Regions from separate parts of the Mus musculus genome. Here region 1 is linked to region 2. Evidence: chromatin contacts called from ENCODE POLR2A ChIA-PET data. All regions are on one chromosome and are shown on one strand. The core of a region is the stretch at or near the end of the contact, and the rest is flanking DNA. Distances in the headings are between cores, read along the strand shown. Region 1 has its middle 13 kb from the start of Platr29. Region 2 holds the start of 1810021M19Rik (a long non-coding RNA gene).

Region 1 (4,755 bases), core at 1,834-4,333, 82 kb before region 2:
AAATCAAAGCTGGTGGTGGTATGTGGTTTTCACAGTTCTCTCTCTCTCTCTCTCTCTCTCTCTCTCTCTCTCTCTCTCTCTCTCTCTCTCTCTCTCCCTCCCCTCCTCCTCTCTCCCTCTTCCTCCCCGCCCCAATTTTACATATTTTGTTCAAGTCTTCAGAGGTGGCCCTATGAATGCCTTGGTGTGTACACGCGCAGGTCAGGACAACTGGCTCTTCAGGCTTCAGCTCTGTCCTTCCACCTTGTGGACCCCAGGATAGAACTCCTTGTTGGCTGCTGGGAACTGAACCTGGGTCTTCTGCAAGAGCCACAAGCCACTGAGCCTTATCTACTTTCCAGACCTTTACCTACTCTTCCCCCCCCCCCCCAGACCTAGCCTTACTATGTAACTCTGGCTATCCTGGAATTCACCATGTAAACCAGTCTAGCCTTGATCTCACAGAGATCCAGCAGCCTCTGCGTCTGCCTCCCGATCACCACTACCCTCAGCTCCTTCATCTACATTCTTATCTGTTTGGATCAGAAAAAAGACCCCACTTTTGGGTTCAAAGGGACAAGATAAGCTTTGGCTAGTCAGAGTCTTATACTCCTCTTTGGTGTACTGATCGTTCCAGAGAAGTGCTTGTGTTTTTGCTTTGTTGATTGGGTTTTGTTTGAGATGAGGTTTCGTGTATGTCAGGCGGCCCTCAAACTGCAGATACATCTGAGGGTGAGTTTGAACTTCTGATTCTCCTGCATGCCAGTAATGAGCCGAGCCACACCCGATTTCCCTGGGGCTGGGGCTTGAGCCCAGGGCTTCAAGCTTGCTAGGCAAGCTCTCTACAGACTCAAGTGAGGATCTGAGGCTCCGCTCTGTTTGTGTTGTTTAGCCTGAGATGAAGTCTCAGCCTGGAGTTACTCTGAACTCGATATCCCCGAGATTACGGATCAGCCGCCCACCGGAATTTCTGAGCTAAGCATGCGGGTACATTTCTCCTTAACGATGTTTCTGCTTCCTTGTGTTCTGTTATTCACGAGTGAACGGCGTGACATTTATACGATAGATATAAGTTGAGGGATATAAAGCTAGTTGCGTTCTAGGCCATCAAGATGGCACAGAGGGTGGACCTGTTTGCCAAGCAGCCTGACCACCTGAGTTTGATCTGAGAAGTCCCACAGTACAAAGAGGGGTCCGCATACCATGGCAGGAGCTTGCCTGCCCTGTCACCCATAGTAATAACAAATACAATTCAATTTTAAAGTTTCAAGAGTCATCGTTTCAGCACTCGGAAAGCTGAGGCAGGAGGCTTACTTGAAGGTCAGGAAAAGAAAAGGGAAAGTAGGCCTGGGGAAGTAGCTAGGTTAGGAGCCTATCAGCAACCACACCCTAGGACCGGGTGTGACCGAGAAAGCCAGCGTTCCTCGCTCCAGGGAGGCACGGGCGAGGTCAGGAATTCAGGGTATTCCTTAGTTACACAGCTAGTTTAAGGCCAGCCTTGTGACCCTAGCCCAAGGAAACAAAAAGAAGAAAGAAAGAAAGAAAGAAAGGAAGGAAGGAAGGAAGGAAGGAAGGAAGGAGAAAAGGAGATGGAGGAAAGGAGGGAGAGGGAAAAGGGAAAGAGAAAGTTAAAACCAGAGACCAGAGCTGGTGAGAAGCCCCAGAGATAAATAGAGATGCTCACTCACTCTCAATCTGAGATCCCTCCCTTGGACCTATAAAGTGTTGGGAAGACCTAATTCATGAATGTTAGTCCTTTGCCAGTTCCACTTACACACACACACACACACACACACACACACACACACAGGCAAATAGCTAATTGACTAAATAAATAGAAGCAACTGCCAGAGAGATAGAGAGATCCTGGGCGGGGAGGAAGCCAGGGAGAGAGTGCTTCCCTCCTGGAGTTCTAGCTAATAGCTGACATTCATTGCCTGCAGGCAGGTCACATGCTGCCCGTGACTAACCCTGGGGCTAAGGAAATGCTGTCCACTGATGACTCAACTAACCGGAAGCCAAGTTTGGGAGTGTTTGGTCAGTTTAGCTGTCCTCAAAGAACCATGGGTTGTGAGGCCCTATCCCCAGCATCACATACACACACTAGACACACACCAGACACACACTCACAAGCAACCCCCACAAAGACACCTCCACATACCCCCACACCCATACACACACCTCACATACCCCACAGATAGGAAACACACACACACACACAAACTACATACCCCATAGACATACAACACATACGCACCGGACACACAAACTCACACACATACAGCCCTCTCACACAAACCACACAGGCACCCGTATACTCCATACACACCCCCCACATTCATACAAACACACGAGACACACACCTCACATATCCCAGATAGCTCACACACAAGTTCACACACAAGCCAGATACACCACACATACAAACACACAATTACATACAAACCACACACCCCAAACACGCCACACACACACAATAATTTAGGAGTCGGAGTTTTGTTCTGTTCCATAAGTGGTGCTTGGACTGAGTACAGATAACATGAGCTTTGTCCTGGACGAGGAAACCATGTGACTTTTGGTGACTACAAGAAAAGGCATACGGTTGGTGGGCTTCCTGGTACAGCTTTCTTTAGCGCAGGGAAAGCCTGGCTTTCATTTCAACACTGTAAAAAAAGATACAGGAGCTGGGTGTGGTATTGCCTCCTTTAATCTCAGCACTAGGGAGGCAGAGGCAAGGGGATCTCTGGGACTTTAAGGCCAGCCTGATCTACATAAATTCTGGGAATACCTAGAGAGACTCTGTCTCAAAAAAAAAAAAAAAAAGTGGCTCTCAGCTGCTTGACCAATGAGACTCCAGGTGCTTGATAGGTCATCTTGGGAGAACTGGAGTGTCCCCCTCCTCCTCCCCCTCCCCCCTAGAGCCTTCTATCAGAGCCTTGCAGCAAGTAAAGCCCTCACTTCAGCCTTTACATAATAGGCATTTATCTCTTCCTCAAGTTGCCAGCCAGCCAGCAGCCAGTTGATTGACAGCCCTCCTCTGTCCCTGGGGGCCTCTTCGTTGTTGTTTGCTTTGAGTGGTGGCAGGGGAGGAGAGAGGAGGAGGCAGTAGGCCCCAGATTTCTGGCACACACACCAAAGGAGCTTTTGTTTAGCAGGGCAAGACACTGGGCAGTGTCTCCTTCCAGGATGCCACAGGCCTCCAAAGTCTCCAAACTCCCCGATACAAAAGGGCTTCTTTTGTTTTTTAATTAGCTAGTAACGGGGTCTCATGGTGCAGTACAGGCTGGCCTCCCAAATGCCCAAATGCTTTGAGTTCAGTTTTCCTTTTTTTTTTTTCTTTTAGTCAAAGTCTGTATACGGCCCAGGCTGGCCTTGATCTTACAAGGCTACTCCTGCTTCAGCCTGCTAAGTGCTGGGATTAAAGCAGGAGGCACTATGTTTGTTTTGATGGCTTCTTGATTCTCTGCAGACTTGGATGCAGCAGAGAACAACAGCTTTCACCAGCATCCATGGAATCTGAAAGGGTTTGTGCTATCTGTCTGTCTGTCTCTGTCTGTCTCTGTCTCTCTCTCTCTGTCTCTCTCTCTCTCTCTCTCATGCTAAGAATAGAATCCAGGACCTAGAGAGATGACTCAACAGTTCAGAAAATGGGCTACTGTTCCAGAGGACCTGAGTTTGATTCCCAGGACTGACATGTCAGCACACAACTGTCTTTAACTTCAGTCCCAGGGGATCTGACGCCCTCTTCTGGCCTCTTTGGGCACCTGGCATACATGTGGTGCACATACATACAGGCAGGCAAAACACTTATTGATAGATTGACTGGGATTAAAGGCAGTGTATGCCACCAGTGCCCAGCCAAAACACTTTTTTTCCGAGACAGGGTCTCTCTGTGTAGCCCTGGCTGTCCTGGAACTCACTTTGTAGACCAGGCTGGCCTCGAACTCAGAAATCCACCTGCCTCTGCCTCCCGAGTGCTGGGATTAAAGGCGTGTGCCACCATGCCCGGCCAAAACACTTAAATCTTAATTAAAAAAGAAAACAAAGAAGCTGGGCAGTGGTGGCAAAGGCCTTTAATCCCACAGCCAGAGCTACACAGAGAAACCCAGTCTTGAAAGAAAAAAAAAGGAGAGGGGCTGGAGAGATGCTTAGTGGTTAAGAGCACTGTCTGCTCTTTCGGAACACCTAGGTTCAATTCCCAGCATCCAGGGGATCCAACACCCTCATATAGACATACACGCAGGCAAAACGCCACTGTATATAAAATAAAAATAAATTATTCAAAAAAAAAGTGAGGCTGGAGAGATGGCTCAGCAGTTAAGAGCACTGACTGCTCTTCCCGAGGTCCTGAATTCAAATCCCAGCAAACACATGGTGGCTCACAACCATCTGTAATGAGATCTGATGCCCTCTTCTGGTGTGTCTGAAGACAACTACAATGTACTTACATATAATAAATAAATCTTTAGGCCGGGCAGTGGTGGTGCACGCCTTTAATCCCAGCACTCGGGAGGCAGAGACAGGCAGATTTCTGAGTTCGAGGCCAGCCTGGTCTACAAAGTGAGTTCCAGGAGAGCCAGGGCTATACAGTATACAGAGAAACACTGTCTCGAAAAAACCAAATAAATAAATAAATAAATAAATAAATAGATCTTAAAAAAAAAAAAAAAAGTGGAGGCCAGGGCCCTGAAGCATGCTGGGAGCATGCTCTGCTACTGAACTTCACCTATATCGAGGGGTAAACTTGTACATCTCCACGACGACGTGATAGCCACT
Region 2 (5,249 bases), core at 2,166-4,665:
ACAGGCTGTTCGTCTTACCACCTGCCCTTTGCCCCCACCCTTCCTATTCTCCCTCTTGCCACTGATCTAATTCTGCCAACCCTTTCTAGAAGGAAGTAAAACCATGCTCTCTCTCTCTCTCTCTCTCACACACACACACACACACACACACACACACACACACACACACATGCACACACTCCTCCCAAGGCAGACATCTTGTCTTAAGGAGGAGGCACAAGTTTTGTCTGCCTCTGGCTGTAACAGGATGCTGTCAGTTTCGTCCTTAAAGGTGGGCCCTGCTGTCACTGTCCCCTAGGTTGGCTCTGGTTCCAGTTAGCCAAACAGAAACGACACAAAACCAGGATATTTTAAACCCCATCCCTGCCTCAGTTCCCCCTCATTTCAACGCAGACAAGAAGCCCGCTGCTTGCCTGCTTGCCCGAGGCAGATAAGTCCAGAGTGCCTGCTTCCTAGTTGCTGCCTAAGCTATCTGGGGATGCAGCTTGCAGAGGCCGCTCCTGCTGCTGCTGCTGCCGCCGCCTGGCTGCCTGCCAGAGGCTTTGAGAACCATCTCAGGGAGGCCTGGCCTCTGCTAAGTGAGGCGCAGGGGAGGCAAGCTGGACCAGTCTCTCCTCTCCTCCGAGGCTGTCTTGACCCAGCGAGGCTCCCGGAACACCAGGTTCTGACCTTGTGAGAGCCACAGAACTGAGCTCCGTGCATAAGCTGCTGCTTATGGCTTTATTCTGAGACACGGTCTCGCTGCATCGGCCAGGCTGGCCTTGATCTCGCCCTCCAAGAAGCTTAAAGCCAGCCTTGGACTTTCCAGCCTCCTAAGACAGTCCCTCACTCCATCGTCCACCCAGTAGCTGGGATTGCAGGCCTGCACCACCATGCCTAGCAAAAGAGACAAGTTTTAATGTAATTTCATTAGCTCATTATTTATTAATATCACTGAGGAGCCTGCTTGTTTAGGCCTGTGTCGCTTTTCTGTGCAAAGCATTCTGGTTAGGTTTCTTTTTTTCTGTCGTTCCCATTGCCTCGGACTCCCAACCTCAGTACAGTGTACATTCTGGGTCTCAAAATTCCTGGCAGTGCTGGCGGGGGTGGGGTACGTGGGGGTGGGTACTCCTGCAGTGTTTTTATTGTATCTTTGGTTTCTATTCTCTGGGTGTCAGCAGCCAGTTCTTCTCTGTCTGTGACAGCCCAGAAGTCTCCATTTGTCACTTCCATTGGGGGGACGACGGGGACAGATTTTAAGAATTATAAAAAGCATCATTTGAGGTGGCAATCTAACAGGAGGCTTGGACAGGACAGGGGGCTTCCCCGGCTTCTCGTCTGTGATGGGAGGTTGCATCAGTTGAATCCGATGTCTCTCAGCTCTGTGCCTCAAAGCAAAGCCCACCTAAGGGTGGATTGCTAAGAGGAAGATAAGGCTCAACATTGCTCCTGGGAAAAATGGGCCTCAGCCTGGCCTCACTCCCGTGGCTTTCTCCAGAGGCTCAGCGATCCAGGGTTACTACTAGTGTACATGTCAGATCACAGGCATCTGCTAGCTGTGTGACCTTGAGTGGTGCACAGTGTCACTTCTCTGGGCCCTGTTCAAGGTGTAAGCAATCCCTGCCCCGATGAACTTAGCCTCTGAGCAACCCAGATGCGGCCCCTGAGCCCAGGCTTGGAGAAGTAGCCTTGCTTCTCGCCTGTCAGCCACATTCCATTAGGCACTGGATCAGCCTTGGTTGGTAGGCGGACCTCCCGGCTTCCTCCTCCATCGGTGTTCTTCCCAGAATCCCGTCTGCAGCCTTACCTTTGTCTCTTGTCTCCAGCCCAGTTACATTTCCCAGATAACCTCAGACAAGCCTGAATGGCAGCAGCATTCCTCAAACAAAGCTGCCCCAATAGGTCACCAGCATATGCCGGCAGCTTCCTGCTCTTTGCCCTAGAAAACAGTTCAAGTGATCAGAGCCTGGGAGAGAGGGAGGGAGGGAGGGAAAAGGGAGAGGGAGAGCACGGGAGTACGTGTGTGTGTGTGTGTGTGTGTGTGTGTGTGTGTGTGTGTGTGTGTGCGCGCGCGCGCGCGCGCGCTCCCGCTTACACAACAAGCTTTAATCCATGCGCTCCCCTGCTGTGTATGTATTCTCTTTTCCAATTGGGAAGTTAGGTGTCCCCAAGACCTATCAGCAACTCCGTGTGTTGTCGCCTCCCCTCACCCCCCAAGCCATACTTCATATGGCTGATAGTAGAGTCCGAAGCCACATGAAGGGGAGGGTGCCCGGATCAGGCCTCAGGTTCCCTGTTTGGTCCCAGTAAGGTTTCCCTCCCCAGTAAGAGCCGACCCTTCCCTTTGGGTGAAGCCAGGCCTGTTGTCCTGAGTGCCTTTGTCAGGCCTAGTGGCTCTGGAGTTGTCCCCTGCTGCTATCGACCTCAGCTGGTTCAAACAAAATCCTGTCTCCTTTCCAAAGCCAGGGTTTTGTCCTGCAGTACTGTGTGTTTAGATTCCTGGCTGGGTCTGGAGCCTGAGAGCAGATTCCCCAGCCAGGGAGAGTGCACACTGGCCTGCTGGGCATCTGTTGTCCTTGGGGGGCAGGGAGAGCAAGCCATCAGCTCAGCCCTTCAATTCCTTTGAGGAAACGCCTGGGGAGGCAGGAATGAGTCCTAGTTTCAGTAGCTGAGGGGGACTTTATTGCTTTCTGGGTCCACCTCCTGGTGTCTGGCTGCATCAACTGCCGGCCCCTGAAGAAAGGTGTTTATTTAGCGTCTTTTTTTTTTTTTTAAGAATCTTGTTAATTAAGGATGTTGTTGTTTTTAAAAAAATAGCTAAGAATAGGAGAGAGCCTTGGACAGTTTTTGATTCTCCTCTGTGCCTTTTCTACAAATGACAGTTTTTAGGAAAGAATCAGGCACTGGTCTCCCACCCAGCACCATCGGGGAGAATTCTAAGCAGGTCTGAGGAACTAGTTAATATTTTACTGGGGAGCAGAGCCAGAGATGGGGGGAGTAGGGGGACTGCCAATGTGAGGCTGTGTGTGTGAAATTGCCCTTCCATCTGCCTTAGGGGACGAAAAGAAGCAGTTCTCTGTGGAAATAAATTGAAGCAAGAAGCCTTACGAAGCCCAGGGGATTTGTCTGCCCACCAAACAGGGCCCAGTTTCCCCCCAGAACACACATACAGGGGCGATTGTGGCAGAAAGGGCCAACCTGTGGGTGTGTAGGCCTGACTATAATGGACGGGCTTGTTTCCTGGCCCGGTTTGACATCTTTCTCTGTCCCTCTGGATTTAAATGGCTTCTCTGACTGAGAGGCACTGCCTGTATGCCCTGGATTCACAAGGTCCACGCCTCCTTGGGAAGCAGAAGCGAGACAGCAGCTAGCTAGCTCCCTCTCTCTCTCTCTCTGCATCTGCCCGGAGAGCTGCAGCTGGTATTTTTCCACAGGCCCTTTTCTACAATCTCAGGGCCTAGTTTTTCCCAGCGAGGCCCAGAGTCCCAGAGAGGGTTAACAGGCAGGAAGCTGAAGGCATCACAGACTAAGACGGAAGTCAGATTTTTGTTTAACTGACAGGTTTAGCAGGCCTCATCGGTGGGGGGAGGGAGCAGAGGGAGGGAAGACTTAAATGGAGGCATGTGGCCTGCTAGCAACGCATTTGGCTTTTCTTAGGGTAAGCCTGGAGAGGGTATCTCCCTTGCCATCCTGACAGAGCCCTTTTTGGTTTGTCTTTGAGGATCGGCTGAGGGGTGGCGGTGAGAGGTTAGAGGTCTCCCAGTTTTGCAAATGGCTCTGTGGGCCTGCCTTTTTTCCAAGAGCCACTTTGACCATGACTAGGCAAACTTGATCGCTCCACCTCACAGCAAGCTGCACCTCTCAGCTCCCTGGAACCTGGGTGCCCCTTGCTGATTTGTTGGGGCTCCCTCGGGCTGCCTGTCTCACTCCCCGCGCGCGCCCCCCCCCCCCGCCCCCCTCAGAGGCCTGCGTCTGGCCTTGTCCCTATTGCTTCTGCCTCCCTGGGGCTCTCTCCACCCCTAAGCTCGACTTTGTCCTTTGAGACCCACTCAAGCTGGCTTGTTCTATAAAACGGCCTGCTCGCCTTCTTAGAGAAGGACTTGTGTGTGGGGGCAGGCGTGGATGGGTCAGCCAGCCCACCCCAAAAGGGCCCTTCCCAGTGGCGCGCTGGCTTCAGGCTTTGCTGGAGCAGGTCAGGCTGGCTGCACGGGTTTGCCTGGCCTGGGGGATCGAGCCAGGGGGTGGGAGAAGTGCTTGTGGAGGCCCCTGTCCCAAGTTTTCCCTCCTGCAGAAGGCCTAGCTTAGCCTGTCTTTTTCTATGCACAGGATGGCTCTTGCTCACCCGAGCCTCACAAAGATAATCGCTCAGGAAGTGTTTCAGCCAATCGGCGGCGGCTTTACACTCCGATTGGCCGGGGCAGCCAATCGGGGATGAGCTTTTATTAGGCGGCCAGATCATCAGCCGAAGTGCCAAACCCTTTTTCTGTGAGAACTAGGAGCCTGTCCTCCATGTTTTATAAGTATTGACATTACACAGTTAACAATGCATCCACAGAGGTAAGCTCGGCTTTTTAACCATCTTTTCCCCCCTCCCTCCGAGTCATCGAGTCGTGGACTAGCAGTGTGATTTCTCTGTAGCCTGGCTCTGCCACACTTCCCCCCCCAGAGCACTTAGGGTAACTTGGGACTGTTTAGAGAGATTTTTTTTTTCCTTTTTGGGTCACATGGCTAAGTAGCCATTAGCCATAGCTTGATTTTACAGACTGGTGAGGGCTTGGAATACCTTTATTTTGACCAGGACAAAGAATTTCTGGACTAGTTTGAAGCTAGATCCTGGTATGCCAAAAGAGAAGCTATTATCCCCCCTTCTTTTATTTTATTTTTCCCTCCCTTCCTCTCCCCCCTCTCCCTCTCTCTCTGAACAGTCCTCCCCCTGCACTGTCGGCCGCTGTGTGTCACATGCCTGCTGGGGGAAGAAAATGGAAGGTAAGCCAGAAGCCAGAAGGTCTTCTCCCAGCACAGTTCAGGACTGCCTGTGGCAGAGAGCAGAGCAAGCCAGCTTGCTTCTCCAGAGCGGTTCTGGGAAAGGCTGGGCTAAGTTCTGACAAGAGAGGATGCGTGTTTGCACCAGAAGTCAGGCCTGAACAAGAACAGTACTCAGGGACCCAGGCTGGTTCCTGGGCCTAGGTGGGTGGTGGCGTGTGGACTGTCATCTCTTCCTCTCCAGAGCTTCGCACTCGCAGCAACATTGTTCAGGGTTTTTTTTTCCT

Evidence for each region. ChIA-PET counts read pairs that join two places held with the same protein, here RNA polymerase II (POLR2A).
Region 1: POLR2A ChIA-PET joins it to region 2 with 14 read pairs in Patski. The contact joins the enhancer-like site here to the promoter of 1810021M19Rik in region 2. POLR2A ChIA-PET finds 5 or more read pairs at or near these places in 4 of 5 experiments (Patski and embryonic stem cell).

Annotation. Positions count from the first base shown.
Region 1 is chr2:165,966,224-165,970,978 of GRCm38, reverse strand. No RefSeq gene overlaps it. Among named protein-coding and RNA genes, the nearest start is that of Platr29, 13 kb to the left of the region's middle. Within about 2 kb of position 3,083, at least 1 of the 3 ENCODE cell types and tissues checked has a DNase peak (open chromatin) inside an H3K27ac peak, as active enhancers do.
Region 2 is chr2:165,883,895-165,889,143 of GRCm38, reverse strand. 1810021M19Rik (a long non-coding RNA gene) reads right to left here and starts at 3,415. Exons shown (of 3, transcript XR_866948.2): 1 at 1,787-3,415; 2 at 670-876. Zmynd8 (zinc finger, MYND-type containing 8) reads left to right here and starts at 4,306. Exons shown (of 23, transcript NM_001363020.1): 1 at 4,306-4,536. The coding sequence starts at 4,523.